Regions from separate parts of the Homo sapiens genome. Here region 1 is linked to region 2. Evidence: read pairs that join two places in POLR2A ChIA-PET (ENCODE). Cell type or tissue: PC-9. All regions are shown on one strand. Links, peaks and the distances in the headings refer to the core of each region. The heading gives the core; the rest is flanking DNA.

Region 1 (12,422 bases), core at 4,064-6,563, 140 kb before region 2:
CATGCAATTCTTGAAATAACCCTATGAGTAGGTAGAGTATTATGATGTTCATTTGACAGATGAGGAGACTGGAGCTTAGGTCACTTGTCCAAGGTCACAAAGACAATTTTGTGAGTGACAGAGCAAGGACTTGAACCCAGGTTTCATTGTCTCCAGAGCCCATGGTTTTTGTTTTGTTTTGTTTTGTTTTCGTTTGTTTGTTTGTTTGAGACGGAGTCTCACTCTGTTGCCCAGGCTGGAGTTCAGTGGCACAATCTTGGCTCAGTGCAACCTCTGCCTCTCAGGTTCAAGTGATTTTTTGGCCTCAGTCTCTGGAGTAGCTGGGATTACAGGTGCCCACCACCACGCCCGCCTAATTTTTGTCTTTTTAGTAGAGACGGGGTTTCATCATGTTGGCCAGGCTGGTCTCGAACTCCTGACCTCAAGTGATCCACCTGCCTTGGCCTCCCAAAGTGCTAGGATTACAGGCGTGAGCCACCATGCCAGGCCTGGAGCCCATGGTTTTAACTATTGTTCTGTACTGCCCACGCTGGAATTTCTGGGGAAGCCCTCTCTTATCTCTTCTTTTACAGGCACATGATTTATAGCAACCATCCGGAATAGGATGGAGTGAAAAAGGGGACTTGGGAACTATTGTCTCTCCAAGATTACTCAGTTCTTTGATTTCTCCCCTGGGAGCCACGCTGCCTGTCAGCTAGAAGGTACTGGAAGAAATTAGATTGCTCTAGGGTGTTCACTTGTACGCAATTTATTATTTCTAAAGATAAGGCCTAAAGAGACATCTACATTGCATTAGTTTTTTTTTTTCCCAATGAATGAAAGCGGAACGGCATCTGTTTAGTATTTGAGACATGCACCTGGCGCACTTTGATTAAAAGAGAAAAATAAATACTAAAACATAGTAATCCAAAGAATTACCCCCTTTGTGGCTGGCTTACCCACTGCTTTGAGTATGGGACTCAAAGGGGGTAATTTAAATTTGGGGCTGCCAGAAAAGGATGTCCTTGTTCTTTATTAATCAGGAAGACTAAAGATCTCCCTGGGAGAGGGCTTGGATTCTGGCTTATGGTCTAACCCTAGGTCCAGATCTGAAGCTTGGAAAAAGCGCTGAGAATCTGTTAGGGGGTGGGAAAGAAGGAGACATCATCTCATTCAACACCTTCCTCTAATTGTGAAATACACTAAAGCCCAGGGCACTGGATACCTGCCAATTCCCCCCCACTCCCCGTCACCCAACCTGCTCTCCACCCTTTCCATCCTGTCCTGTGTCCTGGGAGGGTGACCCGTATGGCCTGCATCAAGGAGTTCCCTTACCCTCTGGCTTCCGGTTTGGTGAGGCCAAAGGAAAGCACGCACCGGAGATCAAAGGGCAGGAGGAGAGCGAGATGTGAGTATTATTTCCTCAACCGCCTCCCTGCAAGGGCACCCTGGATGAGCTGCATCCCTCCTCTGAAGGCCACGGCCCTTGTCAGGTGGCCTTCTCCATGCAGCTGCCATCTCTGGTCCAAGGAATTGCTTCTCCCTCACTCTTTCAAGGCTGAGGGGGAGCAAGGGCTCCTTGTGGTTACTAGGTACTGCCCTGTCCATTTTGTGCATACATCTTTGTAAATAGCCCCATTATTACACACTAATCAAATTGCCCAATTTGAATGTGCCATCTGTTTCCTGCTGGGACCCTGATGAATATACCCAGAGGGGTTTAATGACTTGCCCAAGGTCTCAGAAGGATTTGATTATACACCAGTGTGTACTAATAAGAAGAAATAAAACTGACATAGTATTTTACAGTTAACAAGGCACTTTAATAACTATAATATCAGGATGCAGGAAAGGTATTAAGCTTTCCACTTAGAGATGAGGAAATTGAATCTTAGAGAAGAGTGGGATTAGCCACAGCTGGTGAGCATCAGCACCATCCTCAGACCCAGTTCCTGGGCTCTGCCTATCATGCTACAGCCCAACCTTCAGGGCAGATAGAATACTAATTCTAATCCCGTGGATAAGAATACTGATTCTTCATTAGTATGACTCCACACCTTGAGCACCAGGAAAACAAATATAGCCAGAGTTCCATCCTCCAGGCCCAGAGCTAATGACGCTACACACGCAATCCAACAACGCTGCGAGGCAAGTGGTATCATCCTCTTTTACAGATGAGGAAAGTAAGGTTCAGAAGGCGAAATATCTCACTGAAAGTCACACAGCTGGGAAGTAGCTGGACTGTGAACCCAGGCCAGCCGGCCTGCTCTTTCTCCTCCCCCACACTGCCTTGAGTGCAGAGATATGGATCTCTGAAGGCACTGCAGGCTGCAGGCCCGACACATCCGCTGTTCTTTCTCCCATCAAACCAGTCCCAACTTGGCTTTCAAACTAACTCTGGGACCTCGGCCCAGCTTTCCTGTTGGGCAGCCAAGGAGGCTTTTACAGATAAAACATGATAGAAAATGGAGCAGAGCTGATTAAGAGTAACAGATAACAAGGCAAGGCATGCAGGCCCTTTGTCTGAGAAAGCCTGAGAAAAATGCAGCTGGGTCAGGGCTGCCTCTGTTGCTACTACTAAGGAGATAGGGGTGCCAGAGGGTATTCTTCAGCTTTGACAAGCATCCCAATCTGCAAGGCTGAAGGGGCCATCTGTCTACCAACTTAGAGGTTAAAAAAAAAAAAAAGGAGTTATGGCTCACACTGTAATCCCAGCACTTTGGGAGGCCGAGGCGGGCGGATCACCTGAGGTCAGGAGTTCGAGATCAGCCTGGCCAACATGGTGAAACCACATCTCTACTAAAAATACAAAAATTAGCCGGGTGTGGTGGTGTGCGCCTGTAATCCCAGCTACCCAGGAGGCTGAGGTAGGAGAATCGCTTGAACCCGGGAGGCAGAGGTTGCAGTGAGCCGAGATCATGCCACTGCACTCCAGCCTGGGCAACAAAGCGAGACTCTGTCTCAAAAAAAAAGACCCTGGGCCATTTGCTATCATAACATAAAAGCAGTCAGGGGCCATTGTTGGCTGAGTACTGACCTGGGTCACCTACTCTCTGCATGGCTTTAAGGACTCACCTCCCCAGTTTGGGCCTTGGTTTCCTTGTCTGAGATATGGAGGAGATGGGTGAATCTTTGCTACTTCTCTTTGCAATCTGTACTTTATGAGTTTAGGAATCTTGAGAAGTTTGTGAGCCTTCCAAGACTTCCCCCTCCTCCCCTGTTAGCAGGATATTGGAGTTATATTGTCGAGGGGTTTACGTCACTCGATTCACATTTTCCTTTTTTTTGGGACAGAGTCTTTCTCTGTCACCCAGGATGCAGTGCAATGGCACGATCTTGGCTCACTGCAACCTTCGCCTCCTGGACTCAAGTGATTCCCATGCTTCAGCCTCCTAAGCAGCTAGGACTACAGGTGCAGGCCATCATGGCCAGCTAATTTTTTCTATTTTTAGTACAGGTGGAGTTTCACCATGTTGGGACAGGCTGGTCTTGAACTCCCGGCCTCAAGTGATCCGCTAGCCTTGGCCTCCCAAAGTGCTGGGATTACAGGCATGAGTCACTGCGCCTGGCTCAGATTCACATTTTCTTCCTTGTTTATTCACATTTGTGAACAGCTGGCCAAAATCAGGCGGTGGCTTGGAGTTGCAGAGGGGGCAGGATTGGACCCAGGACCTTGTCTGTAAAGCACTTCAGCCAGCCTCCAGTCCTTGAGTGGTGCTTTGCAATCTTGTGAAGCATTACATGTGAAAAGCCTATCCAGCCTGCTACCCGCCCCAGACCCTTTACTGGCCAGAGGAATGTGATGCTCCGATTGGCCAACCCTGAGTCACATGCCCACTCTTGGAGCGGAAAGTGAAGTGAACTCCAGGAAATGAATTTCTTTGAGGAGCAGAGCCTGAAAAGGGTGTGTAGCTGGTGCCCTGATAATAAGCCGGGGATGAAGACACCAGAACGAAGGGTAAATGGATGCCAGGTGGCAAAACCACACATGCCCACCCTTCTGGTTGCTAAGCAACATTTTGTTTTTCTGCTCTGGTTCCTCTTCTGTTCTGCAAAGCTCGCCTAGCACAAGGGCTGACCATTCTGGAGTTGGAAGAGGGCCAAACCCAGGGGCCTTGAGTGAAGTGTAAAGAGATCTGGGCTGGAGATTTGGGTTTTAGTCCTGATATTGCCACGTACTTTCTTCCCTCCCTGAGTCTCAGTTTTTTCTTCAGCTGTAAGACGAGGAGACTGAATAGAATCTCTGTGGGGTCCTTGCAATTTACTAGGCTGGGTTCTGGGCAATGTCACAGGCAGTGGGGGCCTCCTGTGCCTCTCATATTATATCTTAGAAGTGAAGGCAGCTTTCTCTGAACATGGGCAATCCCTGCCATGGAACGTGGCTTGCTAGAAAGTGCCTCAATCTTGGCATTAGATGATTTGTTTTGGTTTCTGATCTTAATTTTGTGTTTTTTTTTTTTTGTTTGTTTGTTTTTGAGACTGAGTCTCGCTCATCACCCAGGCTGGAGTGTGGTGGCACGATCTCGGCTCACTGCAACCTCCGCCTCCCGGGCTCAAGCAATTCTCCTGCCTCAGCCTCCTGAGTAGCTGAGACTACAGGCGCATACCACCATGCCCAGCTAAGTTTTGTTTTTAGTAGAGACGGGGTTTCACCATGTCGGCTACGCTGGTCTTGAACTCCTGACCTCAGATGATCCACCCACCTTGGCCTCCCAAAGTTATGGGATTACAGGTGTAAGCCACTGCACCCAGCCCCTGTCCTTAATTTCTGACTCCTCCTAATACCTGTGCAACCCAGGCAAATTACTTAACCTCTCTGAACCTTCTCATATAAAGTAGAGTTAAGGATAATCCCTCAAAAATTGTTGAGAGAATCAAATGAAACAATGGATGTGAAAGTGCTTTGTAAGCCCCAAAGTGCTGTGCAAATGGAGGGCCCATCCACCCAGGGTCCCTGTCTCCCAGGCCATTGTGGTTCTGGGACTTGGTGCTCCTGAGAAAAGGCTAGTGCCCACATTCAATGAGCATGAGTCATTCCACAGTGCATGTCTTTTAGTTGTATTTATTCTAAACCTTGTGTTTCTGCGTGTAAGTGCCACATCAGGGGGTGACCTGAAGCAACTGTGAGGATGGGTGAAAAACAAAGGTCACTGATTATTCCAAATTTTGCACAATCTATCCTGGAGTCTTGGTCTGGGGGCCCAGGACCCAGCAGCTGGCAGTGAGGGAGCAGGAAGCCAGGCCCTGCCCTTCTTTTCTGAGCATTCTGTCCCTCCGAGCAAGCCTTTGGACAGAAGCCTCCCTCTGACCTGTCTAGTGGGGCTGGGATAGCTGCATCCACTCTGATACCTCACAGTCATCTCAAATTAACATGTATGTTTTAGGAAGCTGGGGAGGGAGGATCACTTGAAGCTAGACGTTCAAGACCAGCCTGGGCAACAAAGTGAGACCCTGACTCCACTAAAAATTTAAAAATTAGCTAGGTGTGGTTGTGTGCACCTGTAGTCCAAGCTACTCAAGCAGCTGAGGTGGGAGGATTGCTTGAGCCCAGGAGTTTGAGACTGCAGTGAGCTATGATCACACCACTGTACTCCAGCCTAGGTGATAGAGTAAGATCCTATCTCTAAGAAAAAAAAATTAACACCTTCAAAATAGATCTCTTGATCTTGGTCCTCACCTCCAAGATCAGTTTTCACCCAGTTTTGTAAATGTCACCTACAGCCGTTCAGTCTCTCATGCCAGATACCTGTGACCCTGAACATCTCTCTCTTTTATCCTGCCACAATCCATCATTAAATCCTAACTATTGGCCAGGCGCGGTGGCTCACACCTGTAATCCCAGCACTTTGGGAGGCTGAGGCGGGCAGATCACAAGGTCAGGAGATCGAGACCATCCTGGCTAACACGGTGAAACCCTGTCTCTATAAAAATACAAAAAATTAGCTGGGCCTGGTGGCGGGTGCCTGTAGTCCCAGCTACTCCGGAGGCTGAGGCAGGAGAATGGCATGAACCAGGGAGGCGGAGGTTGCAGTGAGCCGAGATCGCGCCACTGCACTCCAGCTGGGGGATAGAGCGAGACTCCATCTCAAAAACAAAAAACAAACAAACAAAAAACCTAACTCTTCCCCCTCTAAAGCATACTTCAATTCCACTCATTTTTTCCCATTCCCATTACTACTACCCCTGTCTGAGACACTGCCATTTCTTACCTAACTAGTAACTTGTAGCTAGTTTTTCCATTTGGGGTCCTGTTCCATTCCTCCAAGAGGAAATCTGCGGTTGAAGACACTAGTAAGAAGGGTAAATGGATGCCAGGTGGCAAAACCACACTTCCCCACCCTTCTGGTTGCTAAGCAACATTTTGCCTTTCAGTTCTAGCTAGTCTTCTGTTCCTCAAAGCTCTTCTAGTACAAGGGCTGACCTTTCTGTAGTTGGAAGAGGGCCGAACCTAGGAGACATTGAGTGAAGTAGAAAGAGAGCTAGGATGGAGATTTGGGTTTTATTCTTGGTTTCCCAAATGTAAATCTGATGGCATTACAGTCCCTCTTACAAGTCTTCGAAGACTGATACATTTGGAATGACACCCAAGGTCCCCAGTGTGGCCTGCAGAACCCTGTATGGTCTGGCCCTGCCCACCTCTTCAGACCCCGCCTCCTCTTACTGCATACTCCCCATTTTTCATTTTTCCTGACACTCCAGCCACTGGCCTTTTTTTTTTTGAGATGGAGTCTCGCTCTGTCGCCCAGTCTGGAGTGCAGTGACGCGATCTCAGCTCACTGCAACCTCTGCCTCCTGGGTTCAAGCAATTCTTCTGCCTCAGCCTCCTGAGTAGCTGGGATTATAGGTGCATGCCACCATGCCAGGCTAATTTTTGTATTTTTAGCAGAGACAGGGTTTCATCATGTTGGCCAGGATGGTCTCGATGTCCTGACCTCGTGATCCATCTGCCTCGGCCTCCCAAAGTGCTGAGATTACAGGCATGAGCCACCACGCCCGGCCTGCCACTGGCCTTTGTCCATTTCATGAAGAGGCCACATTCCTGCACATGCCAACATCCCACAGTGCTTTCCGCTACTGGGTCTGCTCTTCCTCCTTTTTGCACATAGCTGCTTCTACTTATCTTTTAGATCTCAGCTGAAAAAGCTCAGGTTATCAGAGTCCTTCCCCAATCATACTAGCCAAGTAGTTCTCCTGCCCTTCCCCACCTCTGTCCAGGTACTCTCTTTTGGCAGTCTTTGTTTTCTTCATAACCCTTACCACAATTCATATTTATCATTGTGTTCATTTAGTTGCTTATTGCCTAGCTCCACTAAGTGCTCAATAAATATCTCTCTTTTTTTTTTTCTTTTTGGCTGGGTGTGGTGGCTCACACCTGTAATCCCAGCACTTTGGGAGGCTGAGGCAGGGGGATCACTTGAGGCCAGGAGAAGTCAGGAGTTTGAGACCAGCCTGGGTGACATAGCAAGACCTCATCTCTACTAAAGATATAGATATAGATATATATAGATATATATCTATATCTGTATATATATACACATACACACACACACACACACACACATATATATATATTTTTTTAGAGACAGGGTCTCACTCTATCACCCAGGCTGGAGTGCAGTGTTATAATCACAGCTTGCTGTAGCCTCGACCTCCTAGGCTCAAGTGATCCTCCTACCTCTGCCTCCTGAGTAGCTGGGACCCCAGGTGTGCACTACCATGCCTGGCTAATTTTTTTTTTTTTTTACACAGAGCCTTGCTCTGTCACCCAGGCTGGAGTGCAGTGGCACGGCCTTGGCTTACTGCAACCTCCACCTCCCAGGCTCAAGCAATTCTTCTGCCTCAGCCTCCCAAGTAGCTGGCACCTGCCACTGCCACTGCACCTGGCTAATTTTTGTATTTTTATTAGAGACAGGGTTTCACCATGTTGGCCAGGCTGGTCTCAAACTCCTGACCTCAGGTGATCTGCCTGCCTCGGCCTCCCAAAGTGCTGGGATTACAGATGTGAGCCACTGCGCCCGGCCTTTTTTTTTTGTAGAGATGGAGTCTGTAAATATTTATTGAATGACAGAGCAAACAACAAAAATTAAAGACTCTGCTTCTGTGTCTTCTTTGGAAGATTTTCCTCAAAGATGCTACACTGTGAACCACTAATTCTGAGCACCCCATGGGACCAGGAATAAAGAGAGATGCTGGCACAAGAAATGGTAACTGGCCTACCTCCCTTCTCTAGCCCTAAGAGTACCCACCCAGTGCTGAAGGGGCTTGTGATGCCTTCTCTCCCTTCTCTCTGCAGTGGGATAAAGTGCCTGGCTGTATATCAAGTTAGTAGGCTGGCCTATCTCCCTCTGTTGCCCAGGCTGCAGTGTAGTAGCATGATCTCTGCTCGCTGCAGTCTTGACCTCTCAGGTTCAAGTGATCCTCCTGCCTCAGCATCCCCAAGTAGCTGGGACTACAGGCATGCACCACCATGCCAGGTTAGGTTTTTTTTTTAAATTTTTTGTAGACATGAGGTTTCACCATGTTGCCCAGGCTGGTCTCAAACTCCTGGGCTCAAGCGATTCGCCTGCCATGGCCTCCCAAACTGCTAGGATTATAGGCGTGAGCTACTGAGCCCAGACTCCCTGTCTGCTCTGTTGACCCTGACCGTGGCCTTCCCTCCCACACATCCACAGGTGCAAGTGCCTGGATCCTCAAGCCCTTCTGAAATGGCTTTCAGGCTGGGTGCAGTGGCTTGTGCCTGTAATCATAGCTACTTCAGGAGGCTGAGGTGGGAGGATCACTTGAGCCCAGGAGTTTGAGGCTGTAGTGAGCCGTGATCATGCCACTGCACTCCAGCCTGGGCAAGAGAGAGAGAGAGAGAGAGAGAGAGAGAAAGAGACCTTGTCTCTAATAATAAATAAATGAATAAATAAATAAATAAATACATAAAATGGCTTTTAGGAAAGGATCCCATACATTTTGGCACACTGGTGAATAAGAACAGGCTGTATATGCCGGGTGCGGTGGCTCACGCCTGTACTCCCAGCACTTTGCGAGGCTGAGGCAGGTGGATCACTTGAGGTCAGGGGTTTGAGAGCAGCCTGGCCAACATGGTGAAACCCCATCTCTACTAAAAACACAAAAATTAGCCAGGTGTGGTGGACACCTGTGGTCCTAGCTACTCAGTAGGCTGAGGTGGGAGAATCCCTTGAACCCAGGAGGCAGAGTTTGCAATGAGTCGAGATCGCACCACTGTACTCCAGCCTGGGTGATAGGTCAAGACTCTGTCTCAAAAAAAAAAAAAAAAAAAGAAAAGAAAAGAAAAACAATGGACTCAATATGTTTCATAACAAACTAAAATAATAAGCTAGGATACTTGAGGTGACAAAGGAGTTTTGTGACACTTCCTACAGGACTGACTATGTAACTTACAGGGCCTGGAACAAAATGAAAATATAGATCCCGTGTTGGAAAATTATTAAAAATTTCAAGACAGTGTCAGCAGAGCATTCAGCCACGTGCAAGGGCACCTCTAAACTGAGATTGCACACCCATGACACTGGCCCTGCTTGCTGCCTTTGGAGGCAGGCCAGGAGACTCATTTAGATTTTCTGGGCTGGCCCTGCTCTCTCTGTGGACACTGCAACTTCCCAGAGATCCTTTTCCTGCCAGTTCAAGAATGATACTTGTTCCACACACAACTCTCTGCAGCCAGGATAGACCAGGCATACAAGAGGCTGCTGCCACTTCTTTTTTTTTTTTTTTTATTTGAGATGGAGTCTCGGTCACCCGGACTGGAGTACAGTGGCATGATCTGGGCTCACTGCAGCCTCCATCTCCTGGGTTCAAGCTATTCTCCTGCCTCAGCCTCCTGAGTAGCTGGGATTACAAGTACCTGCCACTATGCCCGGCTAATTTTTGTACTTTTAGTAGACATGGGGATTCACCATGTTGGCCAGGCTGGTCTTGAACTCCTGACCTCAGGTGATTCACCCGCCTCGGCCTCCCAACGTGCTGGGATTACAGGCATGAGCCACCGTGCCTGGCCTGCTACCACTTCTTGACCAAAAATTTCCCTCAGACTCAATGGTTTATAGCTGTCAGCTGACTCAGAGCAGAGCCGTTTATTTTCTTTTATCTAGAAGCTTAGGGAAGCAGGAAAGTTGTTTTTGTAAGACTCCCTAGAAGGTAAACATGATGACATTTTTTTCATTCTGTTTACAGGACATATTGGCATGAAGGGAATTTCTGTTGCCACCACATGCTGCTGTTTACCTGTCCTTCACACACCTCCAGCCAGCCAGTGGGACAGCTGCTGCAGTAGCCCAGTCTTCCAGAACTTGACCTTTTTTTAGGGGAGGGGAGCGGCGTGGAGAGGGAGAGTGTGGGCAGGCCCAGGCGGGTGACTCTGAATAAGAGTGGGAGGGGACAGTAGCTTGTTTCCTGAAAGCCACCAAAGGAAACTCTGAACTTCATTCACCAAATTTTTCAATCAATATATATTTATTTAAAAAAATTGTGACTAGAGGCTGGGTGCAGTGACTCACACCTGTAATCCCAGCACTTTGGGAGGCCGAGGCAGGTGGATCACGAGGTCAGGAGATCAAGACCATCCTGGCCAACATGGGGAAACCGCATTTCTACTAAAAAGACAAAAATTAGCTGGGTGTGGTGGCGTGCACCTGTAGTCCCAGCTACTCAAGAGGCTGAGGCAGGAGAAACGCTTGAACCCAGGAGACGGAGGTTGCAGTGAGCTGAAATCATGCCACTGCACTCCAGCCTGGGGCACAGAGTGAGACTCCGTCTCAAAAAAAAAATTGTGTATTTTTTAATCGATTTTATTTTTGAATAGGTACTGTATTGTTGTGGTTTAAAACTCAAAAGTTACAAAAAGGCTTATTGTGGAAAATCTATTTATTTATTTGAATTGACACATAATAATTGTACATATTTGTGGGGTACATAGTGATGTTTCGATATATACAGTGTAGGCCAGGAGCAGTGGCTCACGCCTGTAATCCCAGCATTTTGGGAAGCTGAGGCGGGAGGATCACTTGAGTCCAGGAGTTCGAGACCAGCCTGGGCAACATGGCGAAACCCTGTCTCTACAAAAAAATACAAAAAAATTAGCCAAGCATGGTGGTGTACACCTGTAGTCCCAGATACTTGGGAGGCTGAGGTGAGAAGATCACTTGAGCCCAGGAGGTCAAGGCTGCAGTGAGCTGTGACTGTGCCTATAGAAGAAAAAAAAAATAGCGTGTAATCTCAGCACTCTGGGAGGCCAAAGCAGGGGGATCACTTGAGGCCAAGAGTTCAAGACCAGCCTGGCCAACAAAGCGAAACCTTCTCTCTACTAAAAATACAAAAATTAGCCGGGCATGGTGGCACTCACCTGTAGTCCCAGTTACTCGGGAGGCTAAGGCACAAAAATGGCTTGAACCTGGGAAGCGGAGGCTGCAGTGAGCTGAGATGGCGCCACGGCACTCCAGCCTGGGTGACAGAGTGAGACTCTGTCTCAAGAAATAATAATAATAATAAAATAATAAAAAAATTCATTGTATAGTGATCAGGTAATTAGTATATCTAACATCTTAAACACTTATCATTTCTTCATCTTGGGAACATTCAATATCCTCTCTTCTAGCTATTTGAAACTATATACGATTGTTAACTCTAGTCATCCTACAGTGGTATAAAACACTAGAACTTGTTCCTTCTGTCTATCTAACTGTACTTTTGTATCATTTAACAAATCCCTCCCTATACCCCCATTCCTCCTACTCTTATGATGAAAAATCTTTCCTACTTCCAAGTTATCCAGTTACCCTACCCTGTAGGCAGTCATCATAACTCATTTTTTTTTCCCATTTTTGTGGAGATTGGTCCTCACTATGTTGCCCAGGCTGGTCTTGAACTCCTGGGCTCAAGCAATCCTCTTGCTTCAGCTTCCCAAGGTGCTGGGATTATAGGCATGAGATGCTGCATGGTCATAACTAGGTTTTTTTGTTTGTTTGTTTGTTTCTTGTTTTTTGAGACGGAGTCTCGCTTTGTCGCCCAGGTTGGAGTGCAGCAGCTCGATCTCGGCTCACTGCAACCTCCGCCTCCTGGGTTCAAGGGATTCTCCTGCCTCAGCCTCCCGAGTAGCTGGGACTACAGGCACCCGCCACCATGCCCAGCTAGTTTTTGTATTTTTAGTAGAGACGGGGTTTCACCATATTGGCCAGGCTGGTCTCAAACTCCTGACTTTGTGATCCGCCTGCCTCGGCCTCCCAAAGTGCTGGTATTACAGGTGTGAGCCACCATGCCCGGCCGTCATAACTAATTTTTTGTATCCCTTTTTTTGTTTGCACAAACAAGCAAATATGTATACATCTTCCCCCTTCTTTCACCAGCGATAGCCTACCTTAACACTTGTTGTTTTCACTTAACAATATATCCAGGAAATCTTTCTCTATATTAGTTCA
Region 2 (12,422 bases), core at 5,933-8,432:
AGTGAGTTGTTGCGTGTAAAGCATTTAGTATACAGTTCTTGTCACAATGTTTAGTAATGGCAGCTATTATCTTAACTATTAGAGCGGCAGTTTGGCGTGGCACTAATAATGATGATGGTGACAGTTTCACTGAGTGCTTACTACCTCAGCTATTCTTCCAAGTACTTTGCATCACTTAGCTCATTTAACCCTCACAATAAAGCGATAAGGTAGGTGCTGTTCTAATCTCTGTTTTACAGATGCTAAAACTCGGCAGCCAGGTGTGGTGGCTCATGCCCGTAATCCCAGCACTTTGGGAGGCCGAGGTAGGCGGATCATCTGAGGTCAGGAGTTCGAGACTAGCCTGGCCAAAATGGTGAAACCCCGTCTCTACTAAAATACAAAAGAATTAGCTGGGTGTAGTGGTGCATGCCTATAATCCCAGCTACTCAGGAGACAGAGGCAGGAGAATCGCTTGACTCCGGGAGGAGGAGGTTGCAGTGAGCCGAGATTGTGCTATAGCACTCCATTCTGGGCGACAAGAGCGAAACTCTGTCTCAAAACAAAACAAAACAAAACTCAGGCACAGAGAGGTTAAGTAACTTGCCCAAGGTAACCCAGCTCATAAATATGAAAAGAGCAGGGACTTTAGAGTCAGAAGACCTGGGTGGCACGCTTGCATGCCGTGTCCTGGTGGTGTGGCCTACCGCAGAGTGACTGACTCTGATTGCCTTCCCAACTGTAAAATGGTGCTAATGATACAGACCGCCCCCCATTGCCTGGTGTGGTGCGCGGCTGTGAGTGCTTAATAATAGGTGCTTAGGCATCATTTGCTAATTAACTGACTGTGTTAGGTTATTAGGAAGTTCCAGTGGGCTAATAAAAGCTCTGGGTAAACGTTAGTTGTTCTTTTAAATGTCCTGAGGTGCTTATGATTGGAGTTTAAACAGCACACCTGTTTTTCAGATTTCGGAACCACTTAAGAGAGGCACAGTGTAAAGAAGGTGGAGATGAGAATATCACCTTTACTCCTGATACAGTCTTGGAGAATGCAGCTTAGTTGTGGGGCAGCATTAGCTTTCTGATATGAAGCTGAGATTAGGTGGATGTACCAGGCCAGTCACGGGCAGCCTTGGGTACCCAGAGGCCTTCTCACGTGGGTCGAGGCAGGTGGTGGAGGTGGTGGCAGCGGTAGCCCCCATAATACTTCTAGGTGGAAGAACAGACCACCTGAGTGAGAGAAATCACTCCTGAGCCCTGGGGGAGAACTGTGTGGAGGGGCAGATGGGAGCCTGGAGTTTTGAGGGAAAAAAAACTTTCCTTTTGGAAGCCAGACGTAGGGAAGAAGCATATTGATCACAATGACTATTAAAGAAAGCTCCCCAACACCCCAGCAAAACACCCACAAAACAAGAAACTACTTCTGCCAATGGTTCTAGCCAGTTTTCTTCACCACAGTTCATGACTGCTTCATCCTTTTAGGTGATCACACCCAAAACTTTTGGGTCTTCCTGCCTTTTTTTTTTTTTCTTTTGAGACCAAGTCTTGCTCTGTCACCCAGGCTGGAGTGCAATGGCACGATCTCGGCTCGCTGCAGCCTCCGCCTCCCGGGTTCAAGTGATTCTCCTGCCTCAGCCTCCCGAGTAGCTGGGATTACAGGCATGTGCCACCATGCCTGGCTAATTTTTGTATTTTTAGTAGAGATAGGCTTTCACCATGTTGACCAGGCTGGTCTTCAACTACTGGCCTCAAGTGACCCACCTGCCTCTGACTCCCAAAGTGCTAGGATTACAGGCATGAGCTACCACACCCAGCCTTTTTTTAAAACAAAACCAAAACCAAAAGAGACAGGGTCTCTGGTGTGCAGTGGTGTGATCATAGCTCACTGCACCTTGACCTCTTGGGCTCAAGCAATCCTCCTGCCTCCACCTCCTGAATAGCTGGGACTACAGATGTGTACCATCACACTCATCTAATTAAAACAATTTTTTTTTTGGTAGAGATGGGATCTCGCTATGTTGCCCAGGTTGGTCTTGAGAACTCCTGGCCTCAAGCGATCCTCCTGCCTTGGCCTGCTAAAGTGCTAGGATTACGGGTGTGAGCCACTTTACCCAGCCTTGGGTCTTCCTTGACTCCTGACTCTCAAACCTCATATTCAGTCCATCTGCCAGTCTGTGGGTTCAATCTTCAAAGCAAACCCAGAACCTTACTACTTCTCACCTCTCCCCAGCCACCGCTCTGGTCCAAGCCACCATCGTCTCTCACCTGGATTAGTGCGGGGCTCTCTTCCTGGTCTCCCCACTTCTGCCCTTGTCCCTCTTCAGTCTATTTCTATGAGGCCACCAGAATTATCTTTTTTAAAAACTGAAGTCAGATCATGTTGCTCCTCTGCTCAAAGCCCCGCAGTGATTCCCTGGCACGCCGAGGGGAAAAGGCAAGATCCTCCCAAAGGCCTGTACGATCTGCCCCCGGCAGCTCCCTGGCCTCTTCATTTTGTGCCTCCTCTGCCCCCTCTGCAGAGCCACACTGGCCCTGGTAGTTTCTAGAACACGTCACGTTCATGCCTGCCTCTGGGCTTTGCATGGGCCTTCTTCCCAGGCACAACGTGGGGCTCTCCCCACTTCTTCCACCCTACAGAGAGGCCGGCCCTGATCAGCTGTTTTATAATAGCTCCTCCCGATCAGTACTCCTGATCGCTCCCTACTGTGCTGTGCCTTTTTTTTTTTTTTTTTTTTTTTTTTGAGGCAGAGTCTCACTCTGTCCATTGCCCAGGCTGTAGAGCAATGGCGTGATCTCAGCTCACTGCAACCTCTGCCTCCCGGGTTCAAGCAATTCTCCTGCCTCAGCCTCCCGAGTAGCTAGAACACAGGTGCCCGCCACCACATCCGGCTAATTTTTTGTATTTTTAGTAGAGGTGGGGTTTCATCATGTTGGCCAGGCTGGTCTGGAACTCCTGACCTCAGGTGATCCACCTGCCTTGGCCTCCCAAAGTGCTGGGATTACAGGCGTGAGCCACTGCGCCTGGCTGCTCTGCTTTTTACCCATAGCTCTGGCTCTAATATATGACACTGCCCCTCCCTGAATTAGAATGGAGGCTACAGGGGGATGCTGGTCTGTTAGTTGACTGATGCATCTTCAGCACTTAAGACAGTGTCTGGCACAGAGTAGGAACAGAATATGGTCCTGTAACAAATACTGAAGGTTGTGCTCTGTGCACCTGGGATAGAGCAGGAGCAAGACACATCATTCCTGCCCTCACAGGGTTATGGTCTCCTAGGTGACAAGGTAGTGCACACTTCCATAGGTCTTACTCTGGGACAAGTACTGTGCCAAATGCTTCCTCCCAGCCGCCTGATGAGGTAGCTACTGTTAGTTATCAAGTCTGATTTACAGGTGAGGCAAAGAAAGGATAAGTAATTGACCCAAGGTCACACCTAGCAGGTGGTGAAGCTGAGCCATGGGTCTTGGCTTCAAGAATCTGTGCTCTTACCCACCATACCTGCTGCTGCCGGATTCAAACCCGAATTGCATTAAGGAATCATCATAACCTGTTTGATTGAAGCTATAAGGGAACTTTGAGCATGGTGAATGGGGCGCTCTATGGAAAAGGGGTTCTGGGAAGCCTCTGTGGAAGGGAGGTTTTGTTAAGTGAACTCCCCTGGTAAACGGAGTGATTGGCCCCCAATTAGCTTGCTGTTCGGATTAACTGTAATACATCACACTTTCGAAAGTGAAGATATGCCTATTTTTTCCCCTCTAGGTCTATAAAGTAGATTTTTGCCATTAGTAAAATTTAAAGTGATTGGGGGCTATGGTTACTGAGAATTCAAGAGGTAGATTGACGAAATAATATTTGAATGCAATTTTATTTTTTGAAAAATGTTTTCGAGATGTCCTGTTTTTAGCCAGGAAGCAAACTCCAGGAAAACTCTCTTTTCCATTAAAGTGTGGATGGTGTACTGTAAACAAAGACTAGCTCTCTTGAGCTGCCACGTTTCTATAACTTATAGAAACAGAAGCTGTTTTTTTTTTCTAAAGATCCAAACTCATGTTGCCACACAAACAACAAAATAAACCAGTGTGTTCCAAAAACAAGCATTTGCTCTACCCACACGCACAGTTGGAAAGATGCAGGTTTGATTGAAGAAGTCGGAAGCCAGTGAGGTAATGGCAGATTCTTTTAGGGGCTCCTGTTAATTTTAGTAAGCTTGGAAGAAGCTTCTAGGTTGTTTAGTGTTTCTATTAGAACCATCACCTCAACGAATTTGTTATTGTAGAGATTGATTAGGGGATCTGCTTCCTTTGAGCAGCCAGGATCCCCCAGCTCCAGCTTCTAGCCTGCTTTTCTTCCTCATCTCTACTCTTTCAGAATAATGCATGGCTTTCAAGTCCTGTGTGATAGGTGGCTTCTTAGCGGGCCTCTGAAGGGGCTGAGATTTGTTCCTGGGGCTGAGACTTTGTTCCTTTGAGGGTGCAGAGGCTGCTACCTGCTCAGGCTGCCCCCAAATTGCTCTTGTGTGCAGTGTGCTGCTTGGGGACCAGTCCTGGCTCTGCCACCATGGCGGACACTACTGGCTTCCTCTTAATCTCAATCTCTTCTTCTCCTTTCTTTCTTTTTTTTGGAGACGGAGTTTTGCTCTTGTTGCCCAGGCTGGAGTGCAATGGCGCTATCAATCGTTCAAGCGATTCTTCTGCCTCAGCCTCCCAAGTAGCTGGGATTACAGGCATGTACCACCACACCTGGCTAATTTTGTATTTTTAGTAGAGACAGGATTTCACTATGTTGGCCAGTCTGATCTCGAACTCCTGACCTCAGGTGATCCGCCTACCTCGGCCTCCCAAAATGCTGGGATTACAGGCATGAGCCACTGTGCCTGGCCCTCTTCTCCTTTCTAACACAAGCCTGCTTCTCAGTTTCACGCACACATAGGAGTGGCCACCTGACCCTGTGTTGGCAAATGATTGCAGGCTGTTGTCACCGGTGGGGCTCCTGGAAAAGCCCTCTATGGGGGATTGACTCTGGCATGACTGGGGTGTGGATGCTGTGCTCAGAGGTGCTGCAGTAATGGTTCTGCTGCTGCTGATAGTAACACAGGCAGTGCTGTGTCATGCACAGTAATCCTGTAAGGGAGATACTATCATGATCTCTGTTCGGTGGATGAGGAAACAGTCTGAGGAAAGGCACCTGACCTGTTCAGGCCACACACTAAGTACAGAGCTGGGATCCTGGCACCAGCATTTGCTCTCACCACCTCTCTGTTATGTACCTCTCACACAGGTGCGAGTCCCACCCCAGAGGGGCCTTGAGAGGCTGCAAGTGTCCTGGGTGGGCTGCCTGCTTCAGGAGGACTTATTATTGGGGAAAAATACCCCCCCTACTTATTACTAAGGGCCGAATGCTTTATGTTCACACAACAACTCCATGTTGTGTGACTTTGGACATGTTCCTTAACTTTCTTTATCTTGGTCTTCTCATCTCTGTAAAATTGGGATCATAATGGCACCAACTTATAGTTTTTTTTTTTTTTTTTTTTCTTTTGAGTCAGGATCTCACCCTGTTGCCCAGACTGGAGTGCAGTGGTGTGATCTTGGCTCAGCCCTTGGGCTCAAACGATCCCCCCACCTCAGCCTCCTGAGTAGCTAGGACTACAGACATACACCACCATGCCTGGCTAATTTTTTTTTTTTTTGGTGGGTTTTGCTATGTTTCCCAGGCTGGTTTCTAACTCCTGGACTCAAGTGATCTGCCTGCCTCGGCCTCACAAAGTGCTGGGACTACAGGCATGAACTACCATGCCCGGCCAAACTTCTAGGTTTCTTAAAAAAGTGCCTGGCAGGCCAGGCGCGGTGGCTCATGCCTGTAATCCCAGCACTTTGGGAGGCCGAGGCGGGCGGATCATGAGGTCAGGAGATCGAGACCATCCTGGCTAAAACGGTGAAACCCCGTCTCTACTAAAAATACAAATAATTAGCTGGGCGTAGTGGCGGGCGCCTGTAGTACCAGCTACTTGGGAGGCTGAGGCAGGAGAATGGCGTGAACCCAGGAGGCGGAGCTTGCAGTGAGCTGAGATCATGCCACTGCACTCCAGCCTGGGCGACAGAGCGAGACTCCATCTCAAAAAAAAAACCAAAAAAAACAGTGCTTGTTGTTCTTTTGTTGTTATTGTTAAAGGATCATTATCTCATTATCAACAACATTGGCAGGTAATTGAGCAACTGTTTGTCTCCTTGTCAATGTGGAGATAGAAAATTGCCTACGAGGTTGGACAAGGTGCTGGAGCAGCGTCAAGGAAGAGAGATCGAACAAGAAGACTGCTTTGCCCTTGGACAGCTTTGTTTCTGAAGCACTTTCTCATATTCTCCCATTTAATCATCCCCTCCCTGCCAACTTTTCCAACAGGTGCATACTTAGGTAGAGCTATTCTTTATCAGCCTGGGGCTAAGATTTGTTCCTGGGCAGGTTATCTTTGTCTCTGCCTGGATAGAGGCAGGGGCAGTAGAGTTGTCATGCATTCCAGACTACTAGCTATGCAGAAGCAGGAGCAAGGTAAGAGCAGATTTGTATGAATGAGGGTGTCAGGGAATATCTTAGATGTCCATTTAGTTGTTAAAAAAGAGAACTGATGCCTATATTTCAAAACCCAACTTTGATCTGGATGCAGTGGCTCATGCCTGTAATCCCAGCACTTTGGGAGGCCGAGGTGGGTGGATCACCTGAGGTCGGGAGTTTGAGACCAGCCTGGCCAATGTGGTGAAACCTTGTCTCTATTAAAAATATAAAAATTAGCTGGGCGTGGTGGCACACGTCTGTAATCCCAGCTACTTGGGAGGCTGAGGCAGGAGAATCGCTTGAATTTGGGAGGTGGAGGTTGCAGTGAGCTGAGATTGCACCAATGCACTCCAGGCTGGGCAACAGAGCAAGACTCCATCTCAAAAACAACAACAACAAGAACAACAAGAACAAAAGAAAAAACCCCTAACTTTGGAGAGGTTATCTCCTGAAAAGGAGGGTTTTGGTCTCTTTCTCGCACTGCTCTAAAATAGTGACTGGCACATAGTAGGTAGTCAGTAAATATTTGTTGAATGAATGAATGAATGAAAGGTAATTGGCCTTCCCTGCTCAGTTCTCATTAAAAATTCTGGTTTTCACATATATGGGCAGTGTCCCAACAGGCTGCTGGGGGGTGGCCGTTTGTGATGGCCTCACCAGTCTTTCCCAGAGAGGGAAGTGCACATTTTTAGGCTACTTTTGCTCTGACTGATACACTTGGCTGCCTAACAAAAAGCCAGAGAAGAACTAAGATTTTTAGCATCATTCAAAATGCTTGCCATTCCTTTTGCTTTGTGAAATCATGAGCTAGTTATTTTGAGTTCACATAAAGGTCAGAACTTGATCTGGGGAAGGAGGTTCCCCTTGGTTTATGTGAGGGGAACTTTTTCGCCCTTCTGTTTATTTTATCCAAAGGCTTCTGTTTTTCTCCCAAGCTAAAATCTGGCATTTGTTGTAGAAAGTTCTCAGCTTATGTGTGTGTGTGTGTGTGTGTGTGTGTTTTTAAAAAGAGCTCATATTTTGGCTTTAGTTTTGATTCTCAGTGATTTTTTTTTTCTGCCTGAGAGTTGATTTTCTGCTTCTTCAAAGTCCAGCTCTCAAGTGGGTGCCTAAAGTTGTTTCGTTTTAGAGGTGACTTAATCATTTTTTAGGCCTTTAAGTGCTGCTCCCAGCTTGTGTTTCCTTCTGTTTTTAGTTTTTATGTGGGGCAGGGTCTCCAAAGTACACGGGCTCTTTTCCCCACCCCTCTACCCTCATTTTAACTGTGCATCAAATGGGTCCTGTTTCTTCTTCATGTATAATTTTGTGAGTCAGGGAAGGTGGTGAAGGCCCTTGAACCCTGGCTTTGTCATGGCCCTTCCTTAAGGACCTGAAGGTCTCTTCTCCTAAGGGCTAGGTTGGTTCAGAAAGTGAGAAGGGCTGGACCTTTTGTGGGGAGAGGATACAGCAGGGTCCGAACAGCTGGGCTGACACCGGGCAGCAGCCCAGCAGCAGTCGGAGCTGCAGGGTCAGCTCACCATGGGCTGAACTTGGGCATTGCCTGTTTAGGCAGAGTCTGCCCGAGCCTTTCCTGCTCCCTGAGAATCCTCAGCATGTTTTCCTGCTGAGCAAGGAGTGAGGAATGAAGCCCACTACGAAGCCCGAGCTGCAAATGTATTTATTTATTTATTTATTTAGAGACAGAGTCTTACTCTGTCGCCCAGGCTAGAGTGCAGTGGTGAGATCTCAGTTCACTGCAACCACCGCCTCCTGGGTTCAAGCAATTCTCCTGCCTCAGCCTCCTGAGTAGCTGGGATTACAGGCGCCCACCACGGGCCCGAGAACTGAGTCTCGCCCATCTAATTTTTGTATTTTTAGTAGAGACAGGGTTTTGCCATGTTGGTCAGGATGGTCTCGAACTCCTGACCTCAGGTGATTCACCCACCTTGACCTTCCAAAGTGCTAGGATTACAGGCGTGAGCCACTGCGCCCGGCTCTGAGCTGCAAATTTAATAGGGAAACTGAAGGAAGAGGTTCTCCACAGCACCAGTGGGGCTGAGACCTGTTTTCCTCAACTACCTTTTTTTTTTTTTTTTTTTTTTTTTTTGAGACAGAGCTTCACTCTTGTTGCCCAGGCTGGAGTGCAATGGTGCGATCTCATCTTACTGCAACCTCTTCTTCCCAGGTTCAAACGATTCTCCTGCCTCAGCCTCCCGAGTAGCTGGGACTACAGGCATGCACCACCATGCCTGGCTAATTTTGTATTTTTAGTGGAAAAGCGGTTTCTCCATGTTGGTCAGGCTGGTCTCGAACTCCCGACCTCAGGTGATCTGCCTGCCTCTGCCTCCCAAAGTGATGGGATTACAGATGTGAGTCACTGCGCCTGGCCAACTGCTTTGGTTTCTGAGTCCTCCCTCCTCTAAGCCCGCTCAGTGTGTGTCATTCCTGGGAGGCGGTGGCTCTCCCAGGACCCCATGCCGAAATCTGCCTTCTTCTTGTCTTCATTCCCCCACCTGGGGTACCCCTCAGTGTTTTCCCATTACACAGATTCACGTTTACATGTTCTAGAAACATCTGTAAGTCTTTTTCCTGTTTGTAAATTGTATATCCTCTGTTAGATTAAAAAACTTTTAAAAGTAAGTGTCTTTCTCTGTGGTGACCTATTTGTGTGGCATAGTATAGGTTACAAAGCCCTTTTCATGCATTGTTTTACTTATAAGTAATGTTTATAGATGATACCGAGGTAGACCCTATGGGGTGCTTACTATGCCAGGTCTGTTCTAAGAATGTTATACACATTACCTTACTAACCCACCCCAACCATCCATTGTGTTATTGTCACCCCTGTTACAGGGTGGAGAGAAGAAGGCAGAGAGAAGTGGAATGACACTCCTGAGGCTAGGCATTTGCCAAGTGAGGTCTGGGATTTGAACCCAGGCAGCTGAACTTCAGAATCCTGGTGTTTAACCACTATACCATGCTGGCCTTCATGTTATTGAGCAGGATAAGGAATTGTCACTCTTGACTTGTTTTTGAAACATGAAAACCCTTCTCTTAAATTCAAAAGTAATACATAGCTGGGCACGGTGGTGTGCACCTGTAGTCCCAGCTACTTAGGAGGCTGGGGAAGAGGATAGTTTGAGTCCAGAAATTTGAGACTGCAGTGAGCTCTATAGTCATGCCACTGCACTCTAGCCTGGGTGGCAGAGTGAGACCCTGTCAAAACAAAGCAATAACAAAAAAAACCAAAGTAATGCGTATTGCAGCAAGTACTTAAATAATGTAGATGCATAAAAGCAAAAAGTGAGAATCCCCACTCCTCCTCCAGTGCTCTGAGATAGACTGAAGTAACTCTTCAGGGATGAGTGTAAACACAAGGGATGTCCTCGAAGACTTTCCACTTGGAAAGCTTGTGTATTTTATACATTAAGTATCATAAATATGTAGTTACCCTAATGGGTCCCCGCCATTGCTCTGCAGGCAGTGGGCTGAGGTTCAGGAGTTAAGTCAGCCCCAGGGCACAGGGTGGTGCAACAGAAGAGCCTGAGTCGAATCCAGATCTCCCCTCTCCACTGTGACTGTTTCCTGGGAAACTAGTCAGGGGCTGGTTTTATAGGAATTATCCAGTCGTATTATTATTATTATTATTATTATTATTATTATTATTATTATTATTATTGAGACTGAGTCTCGCTGTGTCGCCCAGGCTGGAGTGCGGTGGTGCCATCTTGGCTCACTGCAACCTCCGCCTCCCAGGTTCAAGCAATTCTCCTGCCTCAGCCTCCCAAGTAGCTAGGATTACAGGCTTGAGCCACTATGTCCAACTAATTTTTTTATTTGTAGTAGAGATGGTGTTTCACCATGTTGGCCAGGCTCATCTGGAACTCCTGACCTCAGGTGATCCGCCTGCCTCGGCCTCCCAAAGTGCTGGGATTACAGGCGTGAGCCACCGCCCCCAGCCTTCCAGTCGTATTCTTGACAAATGGTTTTCCATGAAGTTGTGGACACCTTCCAGGGTCACAATTAAATGGTTAAATGAGTCACGATTAAATAATGATTGTGGGTACCTCCCAGAGTTTCAATGAAAAAGGGAATTAACTTTGGACACAGACAGAATAATGCAAATCTTCAGTTTTGGTTTAGAAAATCTGAAACCTGCAGTGGGGAATACAGAAAAGAAGGAAGTAGAAGGAGTCTGTCCCCAACCCCGCCCCTTCCTTTTTTCTCTCCTCTGGAGAGAGAAGGGATTAGGAGGCCTCCTGGAAAGGAGTCCCTTTCCTGTGATCAAACTCACCCCTTCCCTCCACCAGAGCAATTACAGAGCCTCCGGCCTGGAACCTTCCTCACCGGCCTGGAGGAGACACCATTCTGCGGACAATGGGGGGAAGGAAAGGAAAGCAATGCCGCTGCCAATGGTGCGGATGACTTCCTCAATGCCAGACTTGCTTGCACTTTCAAAGTCCCTCCTCGGAGGTCCCCTGGTAGGACCTGGAGATAGGATGTGCTTTCACTCTTTACAGACTATTGTCCAGGAAAGAAAGTTTCAGACTTTCTTAGGCAGGGAAGGGCCCTCTGACTGTGAATTTATTTGGAAATTTGAAAGAGAAGAGAGTCTTATCCTAGGAAGTGTTCTTTTTCTTTCCCCCTGGATTTGACAGGCCAGGCAACAGCAATTATCCAAACCACTGCTCTGCACCAAGAGGCAAACCACAGGAAAAAGAAACCCGAACAAGCAAGGAGAATAGAAGTTCCCCAAAGCATGCCTTCTTGTTTTTCTCAGAGGACAGTCTTTTCATTCATGTTTTACAGATTGGTCCAACAAGTGCAGTTCTTCTAGTCTCCTATCTAGATAAGCAGGATATTAGAAGGAATAGGAGAGGCCTGCAAAAAGCTATGATAGGGTGGAAATAGGATAGGAGAAACTGAAAAAAGGGGAGGCGTGCGCTCCAACACCTCCATAGCCCTTGGGGACGGGCTTAGTTTCTAATGAGAATACAGAAGGCCCATGTCTCAATAGGCCCCGAAAAATATTAATCCAGCCCAATATGAACAGTCTGCTAATTATATGACTGGGCCTGCTTAGGAGATCAGGGCAATATTACATTCAGAGTACTCAGTTTAGGAAGATGACACAGTGTAATACATACAGATTTCCATCATTTCTTTTATTCCTCATTTGGAGAGGCAACAGGGCTGAGATAGACATGTTAGCGATGGCTAGATTGATTGATTTATTGACTGAATGAATGGCCTGCTTTAGGCAGCGGGAACACTGAATGAACATTTTAAAATCAGCTGGTATAGGTCAGGAACTGTGCAGGTTGCTGGGAATGGGTAGATGAAAAGACATTGCTATGGTTTGGCTGTGTCCCCACCTAAATTTCACCTTGAATTGTAATCCCCATGTTTCAAGGGTGGGACCAGGTGGAGATAATTGAATGGGGGGGTGGTTTCTCCCATACTATTCTGGTGGTAGTGAATAAGTCTCACGAGAGCTGATGGTTTTATAAATGGGAGTTCCCCTGCACAAGCCCTCTTGCCTGCCACCATGTAAGATGTGACTTTGCGCCTCCTTCCCCTTCCACCGTGATTGTGAGGCCTCGCCAGCCATGTGGAACTGTGAGTCAATTAAGCCTCTTTCCTTTATAAATTACCCAGTCTCAGGTATGTCTTCATTTGCAGCATGAGAACAGACTAATACAGACATGGACCTTGGCTGTAGGGAGTTTGCACTGTAGTGACGGCAAGAGCTCACGTGATCCATTTTAAGATAGAAGAGCGAGCTCAGGCAGAGGAACACAGAGCCAGGATGGTCCATGCACGGAATCTGGCCCTGCCCTTACTTTCTCCAGGAGCATGGGCTGGGTCCCTCTCCTCCCTAATCCTCACTTTGCTCATGTGTGAAATGTAGATC

What was found. ChIA-PET counts read pairs that join two places held together with the same protein. Peaks named below come from ENCODE experiments on the same cell type or tissue, not always from the same donor. Only the 100,000 strongest peaks of a DNase experiment are listed, where the experiment ranks them.
Region 1: POLR2A ChIA-PET joins it to region 2 with 5 read pairs; 4 of 35 experiments call an interaction of 5 or more read pairs at or near these places.

The regions. Positions count from the first base shown.
Region 1 is chr11:47,914,286-47,926,707 of GRCh38, forward strand. No RefSeq gene overlaps it. Among named protein-coding and RNA genes, the nearest start is that of PTPRJ, 60 kb to the right of the region's middle. In PC-9, for the core only: no CTCF peak of the experiment used is centred there; a DNase peak (open chromatin) is centred at 5,006.
Region 2 is chr11:48,056,417-48,068,838 of GRCh38, forward strand. All of the region lies in intron 1 of PTPRJ (protein tyrosine phosphatase receptor type J), which reads left to right. Among named protein-coding and RNA genes, the nearest start is that of MIR3161, 34 kb to the right of the region's middle. RefSeq lists enhancers at 1-410, 4,941-5,235. In PC-9, for the core only: no CTCF peak of the experiment used is centred there; DNase peaks (open chromatin) are centred at 6,425 and 7,295; H3K4me3 peaks cover 627 bases; H3K27ac peaks cover 2,500 bases.